2 separate regions of the Homo sapiens genome follow, and region 2 is linked to region 1. The links are chromatin contacts, found by POLR2A ChIA-PET in ENCODE. All regions are on one chromosome and are shown on one strand. Each heading gives the region's core, a stretch centred on a gene start or an enhancer-like site at or near the end of the contact. The rest is flanking DNA. Distances are from core to core; before and after follow the strand shown.

Region 1 (7,490 bases), core at 1,030-3,529:
CGCCTGGCCATAGTTTCTAAGAATGTTACAAACTAATGTTGCTCACAACTACCACATAATCAAGAGTTTACTTTCTCCTTGGATTACGTAACTAATTTTCTCAATAAACTTTTTTTAAAAAAAACAAGAAATCTATTATGGTCAACCCACAATTATCCAAGATTGGAGCTACGCAAGTTAAAAATATTCTTTTTGATGCTTCCCACATTCTCAGCTCTTTAGTAAACAAGGAACACACAAAATGTGAAACTGAAATTGAAGTACCTGGGACAATGAAAACAGCAAAAAATACTTCTAATTTAAGTTTGGTGGAGGAAAAGCTAATCTTTTGGAATGCGTTTATACGTGTTGCACCCATTTTGCTGTTACGTGTTATTGCCAAGTTCCTTAACTGTAGTGTAAGTTGTTACCACTGTATTGCCTTATGGAAACTGTAATACTTTCAGTAAGAATATCAAACCCAGGTTTGTTTTTCTTATCCTAGTGTAATAATTTATATCAACTTCCAGTTAAGTCAGGTAGTAAGAAAAGGAAAGATCACCGAAGCAAAGTAATTTTTTTTAACTCGAAAGGATCTCCCAATTTTTCAAAATCAAGTGTATGGATCTTGGCATAGAGACACTACTCCCCTGTCCCCCTTTTGAAGAAGGGAGTTAATTTTTGTCATGTTATTACCAACGTTTTCATTCATTAGGCAAGACGTCTACCAATGAATCTTTTCCAGATGCACTGTTCCCTATGGTTGGCTTATTTCCATTTAATTTATGTGAGATCTACTACCAGTAGTCATTCTCAACATCAACTAGTCATCTTTCCCTGGGTCTGAAGTCTAGCATCCTCAAGTTCCCATAGCGATAACTACTTTCAAACCCATAATCTGCTCAATAGCTCTGCCCTTGCAAACAAAAGCTTGTGGTGGTTGGAGGCCCCGCGCGAAAACCTTTAGGTGTTGAAGGACCTGGACTGGCCGCCACGCCACACTAGCCTATTACAGGAGCAGCCACAGGCTCCGGGAGACTAGAACCCGCCTGCAGTCGGGGAGGAGCCCTGACCCAGCTAGACCAAGCAAACCGGCGGTTTACAAGCTGGCCAGCCTCTGGATGGGTGCACACACCGGGGGGCGGGGAGGGAGAGAGCCCCTAAAAGGCATAAGTGGCTGGGAGGGTGGGCAGGACAGGCTAAAGTTCATGGAAGCGAGGTGCCCCTCGTGCACGCCTAGGCAACCCGGTCGACGCCACAGGCAGGTACTGGCTTAGGTCGGAGAGGTCGGTCCTCCCGGGCCCTCGGGCGCTCATGAGAACGCCGACTGCGGGAAGCGGCTCCGAGAGATGGAGACGCACGCCCCCGCCACCCCCACCCTGTTGCTCACCGGTGCTGCAGCCCCACGAGTCCCAGAGTGATCACATGCGGTACATCCAGCTGCGTGGGCCACTCTCCTGAGGCGATGCACCCGAACACGCCACATTCCTCTCGGATCCCCAACTCCTCCAGCTCCATGTCGCCGCCGAAAGCACGTGGAAGGACCTGCCGCTGCGGCCAAGGTGTAAGCACCAACCAGCTGCCAGCTCGGCCCGTCGAGCTCAGAAGCTCGCGCTCGCGACAGGCTCTTCCTTCCCGAGGGTGGCCCCAGCTACTGCGGCGGCGCGCGCTGTCCCTAGGTGGCGTGGCCAGCTCAGCCCTGCTCCTCCCCCTCCGAGTCCACCAACGAGCGAGGGCGGAGGGGCGGTCCCGCGGCTGAGGGGCGGGGTCACGGATGCTGTAGGGTGGAGCTAGCCTTCCCCTAAGAGCTGCCTGGAAAGCTGTATTTGCTGCACGTGGAAATCTCCGTTATTTTCCAGCACCCAACAGTAGCGTAATGGGAGTAACGGACTTAACCTCATTTCTCTTTCAGAGCATTTAGCCTTCATATGCCCTTCCCTGCATGCTTCCCCCAGGCCGTCAAGACTTGGTACGCTCCAACTTCTGAGTCGCTCCCGCAGCCGAGAAGGGGCCGGGGTATGCGAGCTTCCGCAGAGTGGGGAGGGGCCGCCAGTGCGCGCCACTTTTCGCCTGTCCGGGCACTGCGCCAGCGCGGGGCGGCCCGGAGGCGGGGTCGCGTCTCTGCGCCTGCGCGGCGGGAAGCCAGTGGGGCGTTGTTTCGTCCGATATCCGCGTTTCAGTCTCCGCCCATACCCCTCCGGGTTAGGCGGCTGTAGCGGAGCTCGAAAAGAGTGGCGCAGGGTCGCGCGGCCCCGCCTCCTTCCCCGCCCAGCGAAGCTCTCTGACCACCCCTCTTTTCTAGAGTTCTGCCTCGCTTCCCGGCGCGGTCGCAGCCCTCAGCCCACTTAGGATAATGGCGACAGCTGAGGGTGAGTAACAGGGATCCGGGCCCTTCACGGTCTCCCTGACCCCCAGGCCGTGAGCTCGCGGCCACGTGCGAGCCGCGAAACTCTGTCCCGCCTCCCTGCAGCAGCGCCTCTAGGCAGCCGCGCGGGCGCACACGTGGCCCAGGCGCTCCCGGGCCTCCCCGAACTTTACTGCCTCGGGGATGGGGAGAAGGAGCAAAGTAGAGGAGAACGAGAAATGGCCAAGGGGTGGAAAGGTGCCTGGAAGTATTATTTATAATCAATAGCTATTGCAAAATACAAGCAAATCAGTCTTGATTCGTCAAAACCTGAGTCTTGCTTTGCCCGTTAGGTTAATGACCTTTCTAAGAAGGTTAATAATTGAAACTTTTGAAAGACCTGTCTAGAGGCCGGGCCTGGTGGCTCACGCCTGTAATCCCAGCACTTTGGGAGGCCAAGGCGGGCGGATCACCTGAGGTCAGTAGTACGAGACCAGCCTGGCCAACATGGCGAAACCCCGTCTCTTACTAAAAATACAAAAAATTAGCTGGACGTGGTGGCGCGCGCCTGTAATCCCCAGCTACTCAGGAGGCTGAGGTAGGAGAATCGCTTGAACCCGGAGGCGGAGGTTGCAGTGAGCCGAGATCGCGCCATTGCACTCCAGCCTGGGCGACAAAGCGAGACTCCGTCTCAAAAAAGAAAAAGAAAAACCTGTCTAGGGGGCGTGTGTGTAAGTAGTCTTTGATGCCATGGTGTGTGTGTGTGTGTGCACGCGCGCGTGAAGTAGTCTTTGATGCCACGATAGCTTGGGGTGTGTGTACGTGCGTGTGCGTGTTTAAGTAGTCTTTGATGTCATGGGTGTGTATGTGTGTGCGCGCGCGTGTTGAAGTAGTCTGATTCCATGATGGCTGGGGAGGGGGGCTGTTTTTAGGTAGTCTTTGATGCCATGATGGTGTGTGTGTGTGTGTGTGTGTGTGTGTGTGTGTGTGTGTGTTCGTTCCAGTAGTCTTTGATGCCACGATGGCTTTGAAGAACTCCAAAACCTTTAGGCAAAAAAGTTGCACTATCAGGAAAGATTGTTCTTGCTATTTATGCTGGAAAAAAACAAATGCTGGTTTTTTCCACACACCCAGTTGCTATATGTATAGTGAGGCAAATTGCTTTTGTGGCTGCTGGGTACATTCTTTTCCACATAGAAAGTAACTGAATTCAGATTTTAAAAAGCTGTAGACTCAGGCCGGGCGCTGTGGCTCACGCCTGTAATCCCCAGCACTTTGGGAGTCCCAGGCGGGCGGATCACGAGGTCAGGAGATCGAGATCATCCTGACCAACATGGTGAAACCCCGGCTCTACTAAAAATGCAAAAATTTGCTGGACGTGGTGGCGTATGCCTGTAATCCTAGCTACTCGGGAACCTGAGGCAGGAGAATCACTTGAACCGGGGAGTCAGAGGCTGCAGTGAGCCGGGATCGCGCCACTGCACTCCAGCCTGGCGACAGAGAGAGACTCTGTCTCAAAAAAAAAAAAAAAAAAAAAAAAAAGCTGTAGACTCAGCAAAAAAGATTCAGATGATATTGAGTATCAACTCCCTAGAATCAAGGCAAGGACCAGAATTTTTCTTGCAATCATGGTACCTGTACCTCTAAAATGGCAAATCTCTAAAATCTTTGCTCTTCCACTTCTTTCCATTTGTGTACCGTTGGCAGGTTGATTTTTCTTAAATGTCACTTTTATGGTCTCTAAAAGGCAAAAGTGGCAACAAAGGCAAAAATGGCATCTCTAGAGATGTTAAATCCAGTCTGTCCAGTCTGAAATCCCTTTTCATTCAAATCCTGAATACTGCTATCCCTTCTACCTCTTCAGCCCTAACTTTGATTTTTCTCTCCTGTGAATCCTTAGCTATGTTCCAGTCAGGTTAATTCACCAAAGTTTGTTTTTCATTATATACATTTTATTTATATTATTTTTCCCAGAACATTGCTGGCTAATGGAAATATAATGTAAATTTGTCTTCTATAAGCCACATTTTAAAAAGTAAAATAATAAAAAAAACTGGTGCAATGTGTTTATATATATATATATATATATATATATATATAAAAGGTTTTTTTTGTTGTTGTTTTTTGTTTGTTTTGCTTTGTTTTTGAAATGGAGTCTCGCTCTGTGTGGCCCAGGCTGGAGTGCAGTGGCAAGATCTCAGCTCACTGCACCCTCCACTTTCCAGGTTCAAGTGATTCTCCTGCCTCAGCCCCCCAAGTAGCTGGGATTACAGGCACACTCCACCACACCCGGCTAATTTTTTTTTGTATTTTTTAGTAGAGTCAGGGTTTTGCCATGTTGGCCAAGCTGGTCTCAAACTCCTGACCTCAAGTGATCTGCCTGTCTCAGCCTCCCAAAGTGCTGGGATTACAGGCGTGAGCCCATTTTAATATATTTTATTTAACCCTATATACACAAAATACATTTCAACATGGAGTCAAGATGAAAAATTCTTTAGATATTTTACAATTTTTTATATCGAATGCAGTATATATTTTAACAAATGACATTTCAACTTGTAATAGCCACATTTCTAGTGGCTGCCTTATTGGACAGCAGAGTCCTAGAATTTTCTTATCCTTTGTGTAAATTCTGTGCTTTCCCAGACTCTTAAATTTCAATTCCATGAATCATTTTCAGTCCTCATCAATCTTTCCAGAATTCATCTACAAATTTGTAGCAACCATTTTGGTACTTGCAGGGTATGTCACGTATGGTTGTTTCTTATGTTGTTTCTACCCATTAATTCAAATTCCTTCCCTCTTTAATGACTAAGTAATACAGATTCAACTAAATTAAGGGGAGGGGCATTAGATACAAACTTTGCCCGGGCTTACTGCATATTAATATATATAAATGTTAATTTCTTTATCTGATCTGGGCACTGTTTTTTTTGTTTTTGTTTTTTCTTGAGACGGAGTCTCCCTCTCTTGCCCAGGCTGGAGTGCAGTGGCGCCATCTCAGCTCACTGCAACCTCCGCCTTTCAGGTTCAAGCGATTTTCCTGCCTCAGCCTCCCAAGTAGCAAGGATTACAGGCGTGCACCAACACATCCGGCTAATTTTTGTAATTTTAGTAGAGACAGGATTTTACCATGTTGGTCAGCCTGGTCTTGAACTCCTAACCTCAAGTGATCCGCCCGCCTCGGCCTCCCAAAGTGCTGGGATTACAGGCATGAGCCACTGTTCCCGGCCCACTGTTCTTTACCCTTCCCTCTCTTTTATCCTCCATGATGAATTCTCAAAGCTACTATCTTAAATATCTTGCATCTTTGCCCACTACTCTTTCCTTAGACCAAGACATTTCTTTTTCTTTTCCTTTTTTTTTATTGAGACAGGGTCTCACTCTATCACCCAGGCTTGAGTGAAATAGTGCAAATCTTGGCCCACTGCGGCCTCGACCTCCCCAAGTAGCTGAGACTACAGGCATGCACCACCATGCTGGGCTAATTTTTGTTTTTTTGGTAGAGATGGGATTTTGCCCTGTTGCCCAGGCTGGTCTTGAACTCCTGAGCTAAAGCAATCTGCCCTCCTTGTCTTCCTAAAGTGCTGAGATTACAGATGTGAGCCACTGCACCTGGCCAGACGTTTCTTGTTCAAGTTACTGCAACAGCATCCTAACTGGTCTTCCAAGCTCTAGTTTTTGTTCACTCACCCCTTCCTCCCTTCATTGTCCATACAGAAGCCGTAATGATCTTTCCAAATAGCGTTTTGCTTTAGCACTTAAAAGCCTTATAGCTCTTCTTGGGTTAAAGTCTAAACTCAATCAGCATGGCTTGTGAAACAAGAAGGATGTGTAGCAAAATGGAAGGGAAGTTTTCCAGGCCTAGGAAAGAAGAGATTGTCAGAAGCTAGGGGAAGATTGTATAAGAATTAAAGATGTTGGAGTTCTAGATAGGAAATAGACAAATAAGAGTTTGGAGCAGTAAGCCAGGGCTGTATCTTAAAGGGACTTTTAAACCATGTTAATGAGTCTAGACATTACATTAGGGAGGGTAGAGATTCATCCTCTAAATTAGGTGCCCTACAGTGGCAACTGTTAACTAAATTACAACTACTTTGTTTAATGGTTACCTCCACTAGCTGGTGATGTGGCCCCTGTCCAACTCTTAAGTCTTGTCTCCTGCCATTCTTTAGCTGCAGCCCCCACCCCTTCCCCTGCCCAACAGCAATGTACATATACCCAGAGCTCCAGCTCCAACCAGACTGAAGTTCTGCAATCCACTTTGACCACCTTGTATTTATTCATCAACACTACCTACCCCTTTCTCTCCTTTGGCTAAATTTCGATGATTCTTCAGATTTCAACCTGTCACTTTCTTGTAGACTTCTTTTTCTAATGTCTAGACTAGTCCCATAGTCTGTATTTATTGCATTCTATTATTATGATGTCTTATTTAATATCAGCTCCCCTCAGACTCAGGTCTCTTGAGAGCAGGAATTATTATTTACTGGTACATCCCTTGGCACATGGATACACCGGGAAAATGTTGATACTGAGAGTGTTGTGGAAGTATGAGGGTTGATTTCTCTCTTTCGAAATTTTAAGTTCCTAAACATCTGTTATCTTTACTCTTTCTCTAAATCATCCTTTTGTGTACTTCTTAGGTTTTGTGACCAGCATCAAAATTGGATTCCTTTGTGCTCACTTCCTCACAATTTCTTACAACTGTTAGTGAAGAGAAAGGATTAATGGGGGCAGGGACAGGATTAAGAAATAGAGAGGGATGCTTCCAAATGTGCTAACTTCAATGGGATGGCATGCCTCCTCTTGAATATTAACTTGAAATCAAGAAACTCATCTGGCTGAATGTTCCCATTTTGCCTACAAAAAAGCAAATATCAGCAAAAATCGCATATTTTTTCCTGCAAGATAGTTTAGATACTATACTGTGAGTGTGTCTGTGAAAATACTAGTATAGTTACATTACTTTAAGTGGGTCTTAATTAATTTTAATTCTAGTTCAGTTCTGCTATGAGAGGCAGGTTAATAGTGGAAAGAGCACAGGATTTGATGTCAGAGGAGTTAGGATTTTATCTACCTCTTATATTTCCTAACTGCATGACCCTCAACCCTTTTGATTTCTGCTTTACTAATTTCTACAATTATTTATGTAATTAAAATTCTT
Region 2 (7,249 bases), core at 434-2,933, about 27 Mb after region 1:
CTTATTCTTCTAGTAAGTGAAAGCCAGACCTACAAACTATACACACCTATTCACACAAAATATTTCCCCTCTAAGTAAACTACAAAATTTGTGATATATGACACACTATGGCACAGTGTGTTACATATACTCTTTGTAGACAATTTGAATAAGGAAATAATATCACATATACTCTCTGTAGACAATTTGAATACGGAAATTTAGGGCTAATCATAAACATTACCCATGGGCATTCCTCAATACTAATCCTTCTGTTCATTATACACTCAATGTCATTGACCCAAAAAAGCTGGGGGAAAAGCATAGGGTCCAAATTAATGTATAAAAATTTTTTTGCCCAGCCTAAAAATTTGATTCACATGTAACTTTTCTGTAACACTAGTGTTGTGTGCAAGGAGACAGACTCCTTACGGATCTTTCAGCATAACCTAAAACTTAACATGGGTCTTCAGATAACCTAATAAAACAGTGGCTGTTATAGTCAATCAATCCAGCTCTCTAAACAAAGGGCTAGGCTAATCACTCCAGCATTTAGTGATTTAGAAATAACAGAGGTCTCAATTTATTTTTCCCAACTTAATGTACTCACAACAAATGCTTGCATCACCCCATCGCAACTCTCCTTCTTAACAATGAAGGTAAAACTCAGGACCAAAAGAGAGCTCCTAGAGCTGTATTTCATTTGCATTATAAAATCTACAGCAAAATTTTTCATAACTTTACTCTCTGAATTCATGAACTAGGTTGGCGGGGGCAGGAGGGTGAGTATAGAGAAGAACTTCCCTGAAAAGCATGAGTATAAAATATAACTGAGAGTATCTCAATTGTTATATGCCAAATGGCAGGGGCAAAGAGGTTAGTTACTCTAAGGATAACAGAGCATTAAAAATTTTTTTTCTAATTCTTACAAAACTGGTCCCTATTCTATAAAATGTGAACATCCACAACCCAACAAGTTACAGACTAGGATCTAAGACACAGATCTTAAATGCAGATAAAATGCCAATGCTCTGCCTCCCTAAAGAAACGTACAACCCCAAGAACTGCTGAACACCATCAAAGCAACACCCGCCAGAGTGGCTGTTTTAAACATTATATCAGGAAATCATGATAAGTGCTAGCGGTTCCTCTAGGCCTCAGCAGCAGCCTTAGGTATAAGAGCAAACTGGAGCCCTCTTAACACTCAAAGAATAATGTTGATGTCATGACGAGGCTACTGATTCTTCGCACTCCGGACAAGTCATTCCTTGATCCACCGCGCAATTCTTTCCCCACCCACCCCCATCCCCCCAAATAAAGAGATCTCCGGACAGAGAAGCCCTCGGGTACCCCATCCTCCTCTACCTCCAGCGGCTGCCGCTTTCTCCTCCCTCGGGCTCCGAGGTAGGGGCTCCAGAAGGTCCTGGGCAATCCCGAGCCCCGGCGGGGCTTGTTTTGCCCGTGCACGATAGCTCTGGCCAGCAGCTTCCTTTCCCAGTTTGTCCAAACTGGAGCGCTCCAGGGTACCCGGGGACCGAGAAGGGAGCCGGGGTGGCGACGTCGCCGTCGCCGCCGCCTCTGGTATGTCAGGGGCCGGGATTGTATTTCGAAAGATCCGCCATTTTCACCTCGTCATCACCATCACAGCTCAGCAGCTTCCCCGACAGCCGGAGCCCGGGCCGCCGCCGCCGCCGCCACCACCAGTAACCTCCCCCTTCCTCCTCCTCCCCTCCCCGCCCGCCCCACCCGGGAGGCGCACACCCACATATCCGGGGAAGCCTCCCGCCGCCCCGCCAACCTTCAAACGCACAAGGGCCGTGCAAGTGCACACGGGCTACGCCGAGACCTTTCACCCCCGGGCGGAGCACGGGCCCCCGCAGGGACGCCAAAGGAAGTCGCGCCACCTGCGGGGTCCCAAGTCCGGCATATTTTTGTTTGCAAGACCAAAAGCCATGCGGAGGGTGGCATAAGGACAATAAAGAACCCAAACTCTTTCATTTTCAGAGCAGCAACTTGAGAGAGATGGTGGAATGCGTTTCATTCACTGTGGCTATCTCAGGCACTAAAAACACTGTGAAAGACCTTTAATGTCATTCACCAACTTTGACATTTTACCCCACCCGCAGAACTACTTTGACAGGATGAGCTATTTCCATATGCATGTTCGACCTTTGACACCTTTGTCAATTACAGGCAGCAATCCTCATGCAGATGAAGTGGTCAAAATATCTAATTTAAAAAAATAAAGTTCTGAGCTATCTTCCTCTCCAACTTAATTTATCTGGTCATTTCTGTCCATGAACACTGCGACTTCCAATCTGTCATCGGTTTAAGACGTCAAAGCGCAACTAGATTTGAAATGATTGAACTAATTGTAGAAACATTCATGAATGATCGATTTCTAAAATATTGAAAATATAACTCTTAGCTAAAATTATTTGCCAAATGTTTTTTTAGGATCTAAGTCATCAAATTAAAAAAAAACCATCTGCTGCTGATATATTTGTTCTGTACAGTAAAAATAAACAGCTTGCTTCAGAACAAGATCCTAGAGCTACCTACTAGGTAGGTAAGAGTTACCAGCTCTTGTCATCAGTCAGTTGAATAAGTAACCAAAAGAGAACAGAGGTAATTCTTAATCATTTAAAAAATAACAAAACATAAGCTGCAAGGCTTCTGAAGAGATCAGCATTAAAAAAAAAAAAAAAGGAAACTGGCTGCCTTTGTCAATTTTAGAAAGAGTTAACCATCCAAAAGCTGAATTCTGTATCATTCAACCACAACATAAGCTCTGGGCAAACTGAATTTCAAGGCTGCGAACAGGGCCACTCTACTGTCTAAGTTAGTGTAGGAAGAGTAAGGTTGAAGTTGAAGTTGAAAAAGTCATTTCATTTCCCTACCTTGTTTCAATGGCAACTCCATATAAAAGTCGGTAGATTCAGCCTTCAACAAGGGCTGTCCACCACCCACCCCAATTGCTGTTTTTATATGCAGACTACCAGATGCTGAGAGTATAAAGTGTTCTCAATTACTTCATCTTTAAACTTCATTTCCCCACTGACGGCCCCGTCCATCCGCACTCTGCTTGGTTGTTTACCGTTGCTGGCCAAGCTAAGTCCCGGCCCGCTCCCTTCCCCCGTGCACCTCGGGAACATTATGACATTTGGCTGGTGGGCTTCGCGAGGAAAACGGACACGCACGAACAAGAGCCTGTACAAAGGGGCATAGGAAGAACGCGGCGGCGGGCAGTAGGGAGAGGAGGGACTGGCACAAAATGACACAGCAGCAAAACCGGTTCCCAGAAACCTGGGGCCGCCACGGGTGGCTTGTTGGGTCGCGCAGTGTGCGTGTCAACAGCCGCAGGAGCCCTTACTCCAGACCGCCGGGCAGGCGGCTGGCCGAGCGCTGGCCCTGCCGGGTGACAGCCACCCTCTCGGGAGCCGACGGGAAGAGACCGAGCCCCAAGGATCCTTCGCCCCCCGCAACCCAGCTTCAGGGAAGGGGCGCGGCGGACCCCGCTGGCGGGTTCCCGCTCCCCGCCAAGGCCCACCGGCCCGGGCTCCCGGAGGGAGCGGTCCAGCGCTCTCCGCCCGCGCAGGCACTCGCAGCGGGGGCCGGTTCCCCCTTCCCGCCAGCCCGCCCAGGAGCCCCCATCCCGGGGGCTGACACTCACCAAAGCCGGCGGCGCCGCCGCCTCCTGGTCGCGCGGCGCTCCCTGGGCTCCCAGCAGCAGCGGCGGCGGCGGCGCCTCCGAGACACAGACCAGGGTTTGTTCAAAATCACGCGCCCAGCCCCATTCCACCGCCGCATCCCATAATACGCTGGGCCCTCCCCGCCCGCGCGCCCCTCTCTGCCCGCCCCTGCGCTCCGCACCCCGCCCCACGGCCGGCTTCCTTCGCTCCGCCTCTTCCGCGGCGCCTCGTCCCTCCCCTTGGCAACCCAAGCCCGCGTCATTCCGCCGGGCTCCGCCAGGGCGCTCCAGTTCCACGTGACGCCGAGTGGCGCCCGGTCAAAGCGATCGCACGGAATGTTCCATCGGACTGAAGCTGATGGGGGGAGGACCCGCATCGCGCTGCGGTTGGGAGAGACCGTCCCTTCGTCTAGCTTTCCTTGTTAGGAAGTCCGGGTTGTAGGTGCGACTTCCAGGATATCCCGCTGTTTGATGTGCTTGAGTGAGGAGGTGATCAGTAGTCACAAATGCCAAGTCACTGTGTTTTTAGGCACTAGTTTTGCAGTGTCGCTAAAAAGCCACAGGGAGATTCATTGAGAGTTAAACTTATTTTGAAAGACGTTTTGCATTTCTTGCAACACGCAGCTAAGACTAACACAGTCAAAATTATTTGTATTTAATCACCTTTTATTTTTTCCCGCGATTTATATGATATCCAAATACGGAGTCGGATGAACAGACGCTGACAGATCATTCTGAGGGGAAAAAAAAATTATTCTGAGAGATTATTATCAACTGCTGTGAGTGCGACAAGCACTACATATACGAAAATAGAAAATACAAGAGTGTAAATGTAAGATGGTGCGATACAGTGTATAATTTGCTAATGGAGTACGGAGGACATACAGGTCAGCATGAGAGACTACCTCGGGAACATAATGGAGGAGGTGAAACAGTGTAGGGGAGGCAGCAGTCACTTTGGAATCAAGCAGTACTGGTATTTAATGGCACCTCCGTTTATTAGTGTATATTGTATAACGTTTATTTTCCTATCCAGCAAATAAAAATAACAAAACTTCCCAGGATTCTGATGGTTAAATAAAATGAAGGGTGTTAAGCAGGTACACAGTCTCTGCCTGAAATGTTAGTTCCCTTGTGCCATAATCAACACCCAGTACCAGCCCAAACACTAATAGTCAGGATTTAACAAGGCAAATGTCATGAAATTAGCAAAGCCTTGAAAATGGGAAGGTCTGTGACATGTGTAAGTAATGTGATAAAGTTGAATGACACAAAGGCTTTGTTGGAGATCAGCATTGTGAGCCCACTTTATGAGGAACCTTGAGAGCTAGTGTGAGAAATCCTCATGGTAAAATGATTGATGGTGCTGTTGGGGCACCACTGGAAGGAAGAAAAGAATGAGATGGGGTACCCAAAACTGGCTAGATTTTAGAGAGACCAAAATATCTCAAAAAAAGGAGACCCTTTCCCAGTTTATTCCACAAGGCAGCATAACTCTTATACTAAAACCCAAGACAAACAGTACCCAAAAAAGAGAAGGGAAACTTCCTTTCTTGCTATGATTTTGTTATGAAGGCAAAATTGAGTATTTAGTTGTTATTGGTGCTGTGGCTCACACCTGTAATCGCAGGACTTTGGAAGACTGAGGCAGGAGGATGGGTTGAGACCAGGAGTTTGAGACCAGCCTGGGCAACATAGTGAGATTTCATCTCTACAAAAAAAATTTTTTTAAATAAAAAGAATTAAGAAGTTATCAGACCGGGCGCAGTGGCTCACACCTGTAATCCTGGCACTTTGCGGGGCTGAGGGAGGTGGATCACCTGAGGTCAGGAGTTTGAGACTAGCCTGGCCAACATGGTGAAACACTGTCTCTACTAAAAATACAAAAATTAGCCGGGCGTGGTGGCATGCGCCTGTAGTCCCAGCTACCCAGGAGGCTGAGGCAGGAGAATCACTTGAACCCGGGAGGCAGAGTTTGCAATGAGCCGAGGTCATACTACCGCACTCCAGCCTGGGCAACAGAGTGAGACTCTTTAAAAAAAAAAAAAAAAGATGTTATCAAATTCCAGCAATGTGGTAGTAAAAAGAATTTACATCATGACAAAGTATATGGTTTAACCGAAACAGTGATTTAACATTAAGAAATCTACTAGTGTAATTTATTAGATTGAAGGAGAAAAACCAAATGATAGTCTCTAGAGATACATTGTATAACATTCAATAACCACCCTGAATTTTTTAAATTCTTAGTAAACTAGAAATAAAAGAATGTTTCCTTAATTGGATCAAGATAATCATCAGAGAACAACACCATACATTTCAGTGAAATGGCAGAGGCTTTCACCTTAAAATCAGAAACTCAATAAGGAGGCAGGGATATAGTAGCTGTTTACCGTTTTTGAGTGTGTCCTAGCTAAGTTAAATAAGAAAAAATGAAAGAAGAGGTATAATATAAAGGAAGAAGGAGACTAAATGGTCCTTATTAAAAATAATCAGGCCAGGCACAGTGGCTCATGCCTGTAATCCCAGCCCTTTGGGAGGCCGAAGCAGGTGGATCACAAGGTCAGGGGTTCGAGACCAGCCTGACCAACATAGTGAAACCCCGTCTCTACTAAAAATACAAAAATTAGCTGGGCGTGGTGGCGGGCACCTGTAATCCCAGCTACTCAGGAGGCTGAGGCAGGAGAATTGCTTGAACCCAGGAGGCGGAGGTTGCAGTGAGCCGAGATCGCGCCACTGCACTCTAGCCTGGGCGACAGAGCGAGACTCCCGTCTCAAAACAATAAACAATAAAAAAAAATAATAATCATAGGGGCCAGGCGCGGTGGCTCACACCTGTAATCCCAACACTTTCAGAGGCCGAGGCAGGTGGGTCACGAGGTCAGGAGTTCAAGACCAGCCTGGCCAACATGGTGAAACCCCATCTCCACTAAAAATATAAAAATTAGCCAGGTGTGGTGGCCGGCGCCTATAATCCCAGCTACTCGGGAGGCTGAAGCAGGAGAATAGCTTGAATCCGGGAGGCAGAGGTTGCAGTGAGCTAAGATCACACCATTGCACTCCAGCCTGGGACAGAGCAAGATTCTGTCTAAAAATAAAAATAAAAATAAATGAAAATAAAAACAATCATAAAGAGTTATTTTTCCTATTTTTGTTTGGTTTTGTTTTTTGAGTCTTGCTCTGGCCAGGCTGGAAGGCAGTTCCTCGATCTCGGCCCACTGCAACTTTCGCCTCCCGGGTTCAAGTGATTCTCCTGCCTCAGGCAGAGTGCCAGGTAGCTGGGATTACAGGCTCGGGGGCCATCACACCCAGCTAATTTTTTTTTTCATATTTTTAGTAGAGATGGAGTTTCACCATGTCGGCCAGGTTGGTCACGAACTCCTGACCTCACATGAGCCACCCTCCTCAGCCTCCCAAAGTGCTGGGATTTCAGGTGTGAGCCACCGCGTCCGGCCTCATAAAGAGTTCATTTTAAAAGTCCTTATTGGCCGGGCGCGGTGGCTCACGCCTGTAATCCCAGCACTTTGGGAGGCCGAGGCGGGTGGATCACGAGATCAGGAGATCGAGAACATCCTGGCT

What was found. ChIA-PET counts read pairs that join two places held with the same protein, here RNA polymerase II (POLR2A).
Region 2: POLR2A ChIA-PET joins it to region 1 with 14 read pairs in OCI-LY7. The contact joins the promoter of LIN54 here to the promoter of PAICS in region 1. POLR2A ChIA-PET finds 5 or more read pairs at or near these places in 2 of 52 experiments (HepG2 and OCI-LY7).

Annotation. Positions count from the first base shown.
Region 1 is chr4:56,433,981-56,441,470 of GRCh38, forward strand. PAICS (phosphoribosylaminoimidazole carboxylase and phosphoribosylaminoimidazolesuccinocarboxamide synthase) reads left to right here and starts at 2,280. Exons shown (of 9, transcript NM_001079524.2): 1 at 2,280-2,348. The coding sequence starts at 2,333. It overlaps PPAT (phosphoribosyl pyrophosphate amidotransferase), which reads right to left and starts at 1,635. Exons shown (of 11, transcript NM_002703.5): 1 at 1,370-1,635. The coding sequence starts at 1,497. RefSeq lists enhancers at 1,340-1,519, 2,367-3,250 and silencers at 1,610-1,809, 1,950-2,239.
Region 2 is chr4:83,009,140-83,016,388 of GRCh38, forward strand. It overlaps LIN54 (lin-54 DREAM MuvB core complex component), which reads right to left and starts at 1,684. Exons shown (of 13, transcript NM_194282.4): 1 at 1,345-1,684. RefSeq lists enhancers at 1,524-1,623, 3,505-4,390, 3,998-4,127 and silencers at 1,694-1,773, 3,498-3,827.